Regions from separate parts of the Homo sapiens genome. Here region 2 is linked to region 1. The links are chromatin contacts, found by Hi-C in ENCODE. All regions are on one chromosome and are shown on one strand. Each heading gives the region's core, a stretch centred on a gene start or an enhancer-like site at or near the end of the contact. The rest is flanking DNA. Distances are from core to core; before and after follow the strand shown. Region 1 holds the start of ALOX5AP (arachidonate 5-lipoxygenase activating protein). Region 2 has its middle 92 kb from the start of UBL3.

What was found. A loop is a pair of places that touch in the nucleus more often than their neighbours do. Pooled maps may share reads with other maps.
Region 2: a loop to region 1 is called in a pooled map, with 5 times the contacts of the local background. The contact joins the enhancer-like site here to the promoter of ALOX5AP in region 1. A Hi-C loop is called at or near these places in 2 of 37 single-sample maps with no recorded cell type and 7 of 50 pooled maps.

What each region holds. Positions count from the first base shown.
Region 1 is chr13:30,733,571-30,737,487 of GRCh38, forward strand. ALOX5AP (arachidonate 5-lipoxygenase activating protein) reads left to right here and starts at 1,973. Exons shown (of 5, transcript NM_001629.4): 1 at 1,973-2,105. The coding sequence starts at 2,036. The region is part of intron 2 of LOC124903146 (a long non-coding RNA gene); the gene reads right to left.
Region 2 is chr13:29,754,315-29,761,964 of GRCh38, forward strand. No RefSeq gene overlaps it. Among named protein-coding and RNA genes, the nearest start is that of UBL3, 92 kb to the right of the region's middle. RefSeq lists an enhancer at 4,757-4,806. Within about 2 kb of position 4,402, at least 5 of the 41 ENCODE cell types and tissues checked have a DNase peak (open chromatin) inside an H3K27ac peak, as active enhancers do.

The DNA.
Region 1 (3,917 bases), core at 723-3,222:
TTTATGTCAAATTGATTGAGCTAAAAAATGCCCAGGTAGCTGGTAAAATGTTTTTTTCTGGGTGTGTTAGGGAGGGTGTTTCTGAAAGAGATCAGCACTGGAATCAGCGGACTAAGTAAAGAATTCCCACCCTCACCAATATGGTGGGTGTCATCAATCCACTGAGGGCCTGAATAGAACAAAAAGCGGGCAGAAGGGCAAATTCCCTCTTCTTCTTGAGCTGGGCCATCCATCTTCTCCTGCCCTTGGACACTGGAGCCCCTTGTTCTCCAGCTTTTGGATTCAGACTGGGTCTTGCACCATTGCCCTCCATCTTCTCCTGCCCTTGGACACTGGAGCCCCTTGTTCTCCAGCTTTTGGATTCAGACTGGGTCTTGCACCATTGCCCTCCTTGATGCTCAGGCCTTTGAATGCAGACTGGTCTCCACCAGCAGCTTTTCTGAGTCTCCAGCTTGCAGATGGCAAACCATGAAACTTCATGGTGTCCATGAGCATGTGAACCAATTTCTATTATAAATCTGCAATATATATATATGAGGAGACTTATTTATATATTGGTTCAGTTTCTCTGGAGAGCCTTGGCTAATATAAAGTCTATACTCTACAAAGTGCCCTAGGTACTCAGGGAGTACCCAAGTGTGTCATGACCAGCCCGACAGCCCTGGCTGCTGGCTTCCCCGCACACAACTCTGCACGCTGCCTTCATCAGCCTTTCTCTCTCAGCTGAACCGAGGGCATTGAAGCGGGCCTCTGGCACTGTACCTATGAGGGAGCAATATCTTCCCCTACACTGACCTCTTCCGTGCCGAGATGCAGCCCTCCCTGCTGCCACTAGTTACAGTGGTCCATGTTCCCTTTCAAAGTGAAGTTTTGATAAAAGCACCTCTTAACCAATGCCAAATAGCTAAGTCTGGGACAAAGATTGCAGGTATTTTGCATTTTCCATGTAACCTCAGAGGGATTGCCATTCACACTGATCTGAGCTGCAGAATACCAGGCAGCCACCTCACCCACCCAGCAGGTCCACTCTTATACTTTCTCAGAAAGCACAGCCACTCTACTCTTATTCAGTTGAAAAGAATTTCCAGGAAGGTGTTTCTGCGATTGCCTCAGAAAAGTCAGTTCCCTTTGGGAATTTCCCTTAGGGATCATCTGTAACTCCATTTCTGCCTTTTACCTGAATTCTTTGGTTTGGTTTGAATTCTTTGGTTTAATTTATGAATTCCCTTTATTACTTTTCTCTGAAGAAATGGAGATATCAGCTGTCCCTCCCCACTGCCATTTATTCCTTCCTTCATTCAAACCTTATGTGGCTGCTACTTACCGTGTGTTAAGTGTTCACTTTTTTTCTTGGAATTCAAAAAAAGAAGGACAGTATTTGGGGCACAGATCTTTTGGTGTTCTATACATTTTTTTAAAGTTTCATTTTACATTTGTGTGTGCGTGTGTGTGTGTGTGTGAGACAGTCTTGCTCTGTTGCCCAGGCTGGAGTGCAGTGGCATAATCATTGGCTCACTGTAGCCTCAAAGTCCTGGGCCCAAGCAATCTTCCCACCTCAGCCACCCAAAATGCTGGGGTTACAGGTTTATGCCACTCTGTCTGACCTGAAAGTTTTGGGTTTACTTTCCCTTCTTTCTCTTTGCTGAAGTCAGAGATGATGGCAGCTTCCAGATTCTCTGGTGCCTGTGCTGGGCTCGTGCTGGTCATGGTCTTGGGTCCAGGATTCATTCTGGAGACTCTCAGGGAAGTTTCCCATGACAAGGAAATGTAGGAGAGTGTGCTGGCTTTGCGTGCTCCTCTGCCAAGCCCTGCTTCTCCTGGTGGGACACACTGAACCACAGCCAGGGCATTTTGGTGGTTAGTTAAAAAAAAAAAAAAAAAAAAAAAAAGGAAGAAGAAGGCACTGTGTAATTGTGCCGGGGATCTTCAGAAATTGTAATGATGAAAGAGTGCAAGCTCTCACTTCCCCTTCCTGTACAGGGCAGGTTGTGCAGCTGGAGGCAGAGCAGTCCTCTCTGGGGAGCCTGAAGCAAACATGGATCAAGAAACTGTAGGCAATGTTGTCCTGTTGGCCATCGTCACCCTCATCAGCGTGGTCCAGAATGGTAAGGAAAGCCCTTCACTCAGGGAAGAACAGAAGGGGAGATTTTCTTTGATGGTTGTTTGGAAGTCAGGCTTAAACAATTGTGTCTGTGTGTGCGCATGCACAAACACTTTTACCTTATCTTTATTTTCTTCTTTTTATTTGAATGTATAGGGTTGTGTGTATTTCTGTGTAAATTTGGGGTTTTCCTCCTCTTAGTCTTTCACTTTTGTGGTGATTACCAGTCCCATTTTTAGAGCCAGGGCTGCAACTTGAAGGTTTTGCTAAAACCCTCACCGAAGTGTCTATGATCAGCATTTTAACTATTAATTAATGTGGCCAGGCAAGGGGTGGAAGGTGAGAAGACTAGAAAGGGAACATGATATACACATTTACTCAGATACTGGGCTTTTCTAACATCTGCAGTGCAATTGAAGTTACCAGTCATCTGCAGTCTAAAAAGAAAGTGATTTTGGGAGGTGCGTAGAAAAAATCATCTTATTATTTTTCCTCTATATTACTTTTTTCTTTTTTTCTCCTGAAGAAACTTTTTTTTTTGGTGATACCTTCTTTTTCTCTAGCACGTATAATTTTGGAAGCATTTTTCATATGCAGTGTATACTTCAGAAAGAGAGAGAGAGAGAGGAAAATTGTCCTGTTCAGCGTTTGCATTTCCATTATTCCTGCTATTAGTTAAAAACAACAACAACAACAAAAAACAAGCAGGATACCTAGATCTGGAAAAGGGAGAATTGTGTAGAGCTGTCTTCCTAAAGTTCTGAGTTAGGGCTGCCTCAGACCACTTTCATAACTATCTCCAGTGGCTTTGTGTTTTATATTTATTAAGATAGAGAAAAAAAGAGTAATTACTAAGGGCAGCTGCTGTAGCTTTATGGTGATTACTGAACATTGACATGCTGTCACGTTTTTGGAACTTTGAGTATTTAATCACTTTGGGATATTCTATTTTCCCCCATCTTGAGTGTGGACAGATGCTGGTGATGTAGCCTTCTGGGCACAGAGCAAGCCTCCCCCTCAGCCTCTGCACCAGAAAGGCTCAGCTTCACACACTCCAAGTATGTTTTCTACAAGAACTACACTTTGTGGCTTTCTGACCCAAACATTTTTATACTAAATTACACACAACAAAGTTGTAGCTCAGAGAGGGAACAAATGGCTTATTTAGGCCACCATTTTCTTGAGCCATTATGATTTCACACAGGGCTCCCTTGGCCCTGTAAATTGGCAAGGATTCCATTATTCAACCCGCATACATGTACAGAGACCCTGCTCTGGCCCAGATAGTATTCTGGGTACAGGCGGATAGAGCAGGAAACAAAACAGCTACAGTGATGGACAGGTCAGCCTGCAGCAATGCCTGCAGTCTCTGCAAAGGTAGCTGTATGGGTGGGCAGGTGGCTAGCACTTATTCAGCTCTGGAAGGATCTCCCCTCTGGCCTCTCCCCTGACACCCATCAATAAAACTGAGGAGCATCGGTGGACAGGGGACCTTGTGCCCCCTCCCTGCCTGTGCAGTTGGGGCTGAACCCAGCTACGAAGTTTGAGCTCACTCTCTCCAGCTCCCTCTCAATTCAGAGCTGAACTGTGGGAAGCTTCAGAGCTCTCTGTTTCAAGGACAGGTTCTCCTCACCTCTCCTAATGGAGGTGCACCAGGGAACTGGCCCTGCTCTGCCCAGGGCTTTCTCCTGGACTTTGCCATCATGGTCTAGCAAACCCTGTTCAGATTGAGGTGAGTGGTGAGATTTCGAATTCTTTTTGACAGATAGGATTAAGTCTTCTTCTGTGGGACAAGTGGGAGGTAGAGGTAAGATTA
Region 2 (7,650 bases), core at 3,152-5,651, 980 kb before region 1:
AGGCTAGTTCAGCCTATACCCAGGAATGGGCAAGGACAGTTTAGAGGTTAGAAGCAAGATGGAGTTGGTTAGGTCTGATCTCTTTCACTGTCATAATTTCCTTAGTTATAATTTTGCAAAGGCAGTTTCAATGTTAGTATCAGGAAAAAATAGAATTTAGGAAAAGTAACATTGAAATAAGAGATGTGGCTCAGACACTGGACCAAATTGAGGACTAGCTAAAACAGGGACAGGGCAGAAACACCTTTCCATCATGCCTACCAGTGTGCCTGTCAGTTTACCATTGCCATGGCAACACCCAGAACTTACCACCCCTTTCCATGACAATGACTCAGCGAGCGGAAAGTTACAGCTCTTTTTCTAAACATGTCTGCATAATCTGCCCCATCATTTGCATATAATTAAAAATAAATATAAATATGACTACGAAACTGCCTCTAAACTACTACTCTGGACACAATGACTATGGGGTATCCCTCCCTCCGTGCCTCCCTGCCCTGCTCTGCAAGGAGCAGGCCCCTTTGCTGCTACCACGCACTGCCACTTCAATAAAAGTTGCTGTCTGATACTGCCAGCTCACCATTAAGTTTTTTCCTGGACAAAGCCAAAAACCTTCCCTGACTAAGCCTCAATTTTGGGGCTCACCTGCCCTGCATCATCATCAGAAATGAAGATAAATATAATGATAAAAGGAACAAAGAGGCTGGGCACCGTGGCTCATGCCTGTAATCCCAGCACTTTGGGAGGCTGAGGCAGGTGGATCACCTGAGGTTGGGAGTTCGAGACCAGCCTGACCAACATGGAGAAACCCCGTCTCTACTAAAAATACAAAATTAGGCAGGTGTGGTGGAGCATGCCTGTAATTCCAGCTACTCGGGAGGCTGAGGCAGGAGAATCGCTTGAACCCGGGAGGCAGAGGTTGCAGTGAGCCAAGATCACGCCATTGCATTCCAGCCTAGGCAACAAGAGCGAAACTCTGTCTCAAAAAAAAAAAAAAGAACAAAGAGATACAGCAATCCTAATTGTGTATGCGCCTAATTACACAGCTTCAAATGCATGAAGCAAAAGCTGGCAAAATAAAAAGGAGAATTAGAGAAATCCAGATTTATAGTTGGAAATTTCAACAGTTCTCTCAGTAATAGATAGAACAAACAGACAGAAAATCAGTAAGACCTGAACAACACTATCAACAAGTTTGACCTAATTGAGATTTATAGAAAACAACATTCAATAATAGCAGCATTCACTTTTATCCCTAATATATATCCTATTATAGGGCACATGGAATTTTTACTAGAATAGATCCTGTGCTGGGCCATGCAGCAAATTTCAATACACTTAATTAAAATTATACAGAGAATGTTTTCAGTCTGTAGTGGAATTAATTTGAAAATCGATAATTAAAAGATATCTTTAAAATTCCTACTTGGGACCTGGCGCTGTGGCTCACTCCTGTAATCCCAGCACTTTGGGAGGCTGAGGCAGGCGGATCACGAGGTCAGGAGATCGAGACCATCCTGGCTAACATGGTGAAACCCCGACTCTACTAAAACTACAAAAAAAAAAAAAAAAAAAATTAGCCGGGCGTGGTGGTGGGCGCCTGTAGTCTCAGCTACTCGGGAGGCTGAGGCAGGAGAATGGCGTGAACCCGGGAGGCGGGGCTTGCAGTGAGCCAAGATCGCGCCACTGCACTCCAGCCTGGGAGACAGAGTGAGACTCCGTCTCGGGATGTGGAATTAAAAGACTCAAAGCCTCTCAAGAGAGTTTGAAAGAAAAGAAAACTCCAGGGCATTCTCACAGTGGAAAAAGATGGAAGAAATATAACAAATGAAATGCATGATGCTTGATTGGGGAAAAACAGAAACAAAGAGCATTATTGGGACAATTGGGGAAAATTTAATATTGGCTGTATTTCAGATAATATACTTTGAATCAATGTTCAATTTTCTGAATGTGCACTGAAAAGGAGTGTCCTTAGTCTTAGGAAATATATATTTTAGTGTTTAGGTTTCAAGTGTCATGAGATCTGCACTTTGAAAAGACAGCTCTTGCCCCCAAATTCTGTCTCTATTACATCTCTCTCTCTCTGTCCATAGCTATATGGAACAAATGTGGCAAAATGTTAACAAATGCCAAATATATAGATGAAGGGTATGTAAGTTTTTATTAAGCTATTTTGACAGCTTTTCTATAGGTTTGGAAGTTTTCAAATACAAACTTGTGGAGATTTTTACATTTTACATCCTTCATAGAGTCAAGCATTTGACACTTTCCTTTACAATTTCTATTAACTTACGTGTGGAAATATTTGAAATGGTCTATATGTTCAAAATTAGGCTAATGGTTGAAGTACAGCAAGCTCAGAGGCGGCCTGGACTATTGCCAGTGGATTCCTAGTGCCTTGCATATTTCCTGGCACATGGTAGGTGCTCCTTAAATGTCCTTCTTTTTGCTTTGCTTTTGCTGAGATTTAACTTTATATATCCAGAAATTACATACAATAAACTGTACAAATATTAAGGGTACAGCTTTGATATAGTTTGAATATTTGTCCCTGCCCAAATCTCATATTGAATTGTGATCCCCAGTGTTGGAGGTGGGCCTGGTGGGAGGTGTTTGGGTCATGGGGGCAGATCCCTCGTGGCTCAGTGCTGCCCTCGAGATAGTGAGTCCACATGAGAGCTGGTTGAAGTGTGTGGCACCTCCCCTGGTCCACCTGTTCTCTCTCTTGCTACCACTTCACCTTCCACCATGAGTAAAAGCTCCTTGAGGCCTCCCCAGAAGCTGAGCAGATCCCAGTACCATATTTCCTGTACAGCCTGCAGAACCATAAGCCAATTAAACCTCTGTATAGATTACCCAGTCTCAGGTTTTTTTGTATTTTTTTTTGAGATGGAGTCTCACTCTGTTGCCCAGGCTGGAGTGCAATGGTGCGATCTCAGCTCACGGCAACCTCCACCTCCCAGGTTCAAGCGATTCTCCTGCCTCAGCTTCCTGAGTAGCTAGGATTACAGGCACATGCCACCATGCCAGGCTAAGTTTTGTATTTTTAGTAGAGATGGGGTTTCACCATGTTGGCCAGGCTAGTCTCAAACTCCTGACCTCAGGCGATCCGCCCGCCTCAGCCTCCCAAAGTGCTGGGATTACAGGCATGAGCCACCACTCCTAGCTCAGGTATTTCTTTATAGCTATGCAAGAATGGACTAATACAAGTTTGATTAGTTTTTATGTGGGGGTATTAATACTCCCACGGAACCACCATTCATTTCAAGATACAGGATATTTTCAGCACCCCAGGAGGTCCTCTCATTCTCTCTCCTGGTCAATAGCATCCCCCACAAAAAGTGGCCATTTTTCTGACTTCATCATCATAGGCTAGTTTTGCCTGTTTATGAACTTTATTTAGAGCTCATACAGTATATATTATTTTACGTCTTCCCTTGAAGTTTTTTCCCTTCAAGTTTCTTCCCTTGAAGCTTCTTTCCTTGAAGTTTTTTCATGTAGCAGTAGTGTGTTATGTCGCTTTGTGATATTTCATTGTATGAACACACACCACCATTTAAAAACCCATTCTGTTGTTAATGGACATTGTGTTGCTTGTAGTTTCTTAATGAAGTGGCTCTCTTGTGCTTGTCTCCAATGGACAGATGCATTCTTCATGCTGGATATTTATCCTGGGGTATAATTGTTACATCAGAGGGTATAAATATACTTTTAGCTTCGGTAGATACTACAAAAGTTTTGTGAAATGATTGTTCAACTTACATTCCACCTAAGAATATCTGAGTATTTCAGTTGCTCTGAATCCTGACACTTGCTATTGTCAGTCCTTTTCATTTTAGCCCTTCTGGCAGGGCTGTAGTGCTATTTCACTTGGTTTTAACATTAAATAGATGAAAATGGCATGCCTATAAAATGGAGTATTGTAGAGCTATAAGCAAATGCGTTTTCAAAGATTTAATATTCTGGGAATATGCTTGTGATATGTAAAGATGAAAATCACATACAAACTCTGTATATAGTACTCTTTTATTTTTATTTTAATGTATACATATTAATAAAGAGGACTAGTGGAAATTCACCAAGATATTAAGAGCTGATTTTGGATAGTGGGATTCATTTTTTTTTCACCTCATACTTTTCTGTAATCATGAGATTACAGTCCTACAATGGAAAAATATCAATTTTAAAAAACAGAAAAAAATTATGTCATATTTTTAAGAGTAGTCTTTGCGTGAGAAAATGAAACTTCAATGTTCAAAGAATAAATGGGACTTCTCTGGGCCTGTTTTATCATCTGTAAAATGGACCTACGTCACGACCACAGAACAGTGCTTGTCACTAAGTAAACAGTCAATAAATGACAGCCTTAAAATACAGAACACTCCCAGGATGGCAAAGGAGGCAGTGCCCTCAGGGGAGTCAGGGGTCAGAGCAAGAAAGTGAAGGTAACTTTCAGAGAGGAGGTCGAGGGCATATGGCAAGTTTCCAATGGAGCCTGACCTCCAGAGGCCAGTGAAGGGTTTCTGGAATGGGGGATGGTGTGTGACAGAAAATGGGAATAGAAAAGGGGATGTCCTGGGCCCACAGAGAGACTCCAGTGAGGACGCTGAGAGGTGACGTGGCTGTCTGCGGTTCCTTGTGGTCTCAGAGCAGATGATAATGGTGAGGTTGCGACAGAGTGCCTGGGGCTTGCCCTCCACTTCTGACAATGAAACTGGGAGAGGAACAGGTTACTCAGAGTGCATGAGGTCCTTTAGAACTCGGAAATATAACTTTAACTGGGTCTGGTGACTTGAACCAAGGTAGCTGGGCACCTGCTTCCTGTCTTCATCACCTCGGTTGGTTTCCAGTTCCACATTAACTGTTCTTATTCCCAGCTTTAGAGTGTGCTCCCTTCTAGGGCATCTGCTCCAAGCCATAGGTGTTCAGATTTAAGGTGGGTGGTATGAGGCCCAGGCATCGATATTGAAAAGTAAAAAATTATAACTCCCTAAGTGATTCTAATGTACAGCCACACTTGAGAACCATGGGATGTATCCCTGCTGTCTTTTGTGTGACCATAACAAATATGTAGTTTTTATTATTTTTCTGTCAACTCTAGCTCATCCCAGGCCTTTCCAACATTATTCTCAGAGGTGTTTGGCACTTATATTCATCCTTGATTTATATATCCAAACTCCCACTTTCTGTTCGTGTCTTTTAAAATTATGAGATTGGAGAGCTGACTTGTAGCCACAATGGTCTCTTTAGATACCTCTTTTCCCTTCATCAGAATAATTTGTGACTATATAGCAGATACTTATTTTTCAGAGATCTGAATACACAGAAGCATCTTCATATTTTATCTCATCTTTTTGTAAGCTTATTTCATAAGGTTTGGAGTAGATGTTGATGCCTAACACTGTCTTCTATGTATATCATGCTTTGAACTGGAAAAAGCGCCAATGAACAGACTACTTCTCAAGAAGTACAGAGCATCGGGCCCCACAATTAGCAAAGTCAGCAGCTCCTCCAATGTATAGATTCAATGGTATTCCTATCAAACTACCAATGACATTCTTCCCAGAACCAGAAAAAAAACTATTTTAAATCCCATATGGAACCAAAAAAGAGCCCCAATATCCAAGGCAATCCTAAGCAAAAAGAACAATGCTGGAGACATCAGAGGCATCATGCCACCTGACTTTAAACTATACTGCAAGGCTACAGTAACCAAAACAGCATGGTACTGGTATAAAAACAGGCACATAGACCAATGGAATGGAATAGAGAGCCCAGAAATGAGGCCACACTCTATGGCCATCTGATCTCCGACAAACCTGACAAAAACAAGCAGTGGGGAAAGGACTCCCTATTCAATAAATGGTGCTGGGATAACTGGCTAGCCATATGCAGAAAACTGAAGCTGGACCCCTTCCTTACACCACAAAAAATCAACTCAAGACGGAATAAAGACTTAAATATAAAACCTGAAACTATAAAAATCCTGGAAGACAACCTTGGCAATGCCATCCTGGACATAGGAATGGGCAAAGATTTCATAAGGAAGACACCACAATCAATCATAACAAAAGCAAAAATTGACAAATGGGATTTAATCAAACTTAAGAGCCTCTGCACAGGAAAAGAAACTATTAACAGAGTAAACAGACAAGCTACAGAATGGGAGAAAAATTTTGTAAACTATGCATCTGACAAAGGTCTCATATCTAGCATCCATCAGGAACTTAAACAAATTTACAAGAATAAAATAAACAACCCCATTAAAAAATGGGCAAAAGACATGAACACTTTTCAAAAGAGAACATACACGTGGCCAAGAAGTGTATAAAAAAAGCTCATCGCTGATCATTAGAGAAATGCAAATCAAAACCACAATGAAATACCATTTCACAACAGTCAGAATGGCTATTATTAAAAGTCAAATATTGGCTGGGTGTGGTGGCTCTTGCCTGTAATCCCAGCACTTTGGGAGGCTGAGGCTGGTGGATTGCTTGAGCATGAGAGTTTGAGACCAGCCTGGGCAACATGGAGAAACCTCATCCCTATAAATATAAAAAATTAGCCAGCCACAAGCCTGTAGCCCCAGCTACTCACGAGGCTAAGGTGGGAGGATCACTTGAGTCCAGGAGGCAGAGGTTGCAGTGAGCCAAGCTCACGCCGCTGCACTCCATCCTGGGCCAGAGTGAGACCCTGTCTCAAAAATAATGAAAGGTAACTAAAGTCAAAAAATAACACATTCTGGAGAGGTTGTGTAGAAGGGAACACTTATACACTGTTGGTGGGAGTGTAAATTAGTTGAACCATTGTGGAAAAGTGTGGCGTTTCCTCAAACACTTAAAACAGAAATACTATTCGACGTAGCAATCCCATTACTGGGTATATATGCAAAGGAATATAAATCGTTCTATCCTAAAGATACATGCATGCATGTGTTCATGCAGCACTCTTCCCAACAGAAAAGACATGGAATCAACCTAAATGCCCATCAGTGGTAGACTGGATAAAGAAAATGTGGTACATAGGCAGCATGGAATACTATGCAGCCATGAAAAAAGAATAAGATCATGTCCTTTGCAGGGACAGGGATGGAGCTGGAGATAATTATCCTTATGAACCTAATGCAGGAACAGAAAACCAAATGCTGCATGTTCTTACTTATAAGTAGGAGCTAAATGATAAGAACACATGGACACATAGAGGGGAAAAACAGACCCTGGGGCCTACCAGAGGGTAGAAGGTGGGAGGGAGAGGATCAGGAAAAATAACTAATGGGTACTAGACTTAATACCCGGGTGAAGAAATAATCTGTATAACAAACCCCTGTGACATGAGTTTACCTATATAACAAACCTGCACATGTGCGCCTGAACTTAAAAGCTAAAAAAGAATCAGCAGCTCTGCAAGGGCAGGTTTTTTCCTTTCTCCTCTACAGCTTCAATGTGCTGGCTTTGCCCTCAGGTTAGCTCCCTTCTGGGTCCAAATGTGGCTATAGCAGTTTCAGTCATCAAGTTCAGGCAAAATAATGTAAACAGGCAAAAAGAGTCTCTTGCAAGGTCTCCTTGGGAGTGAAGGAACTTTCCCCAGAAACACCCTCAGCAGAGTTTCCTCATGTCTCCTTTGCCAGGATGGAGTCCCATGGCCACT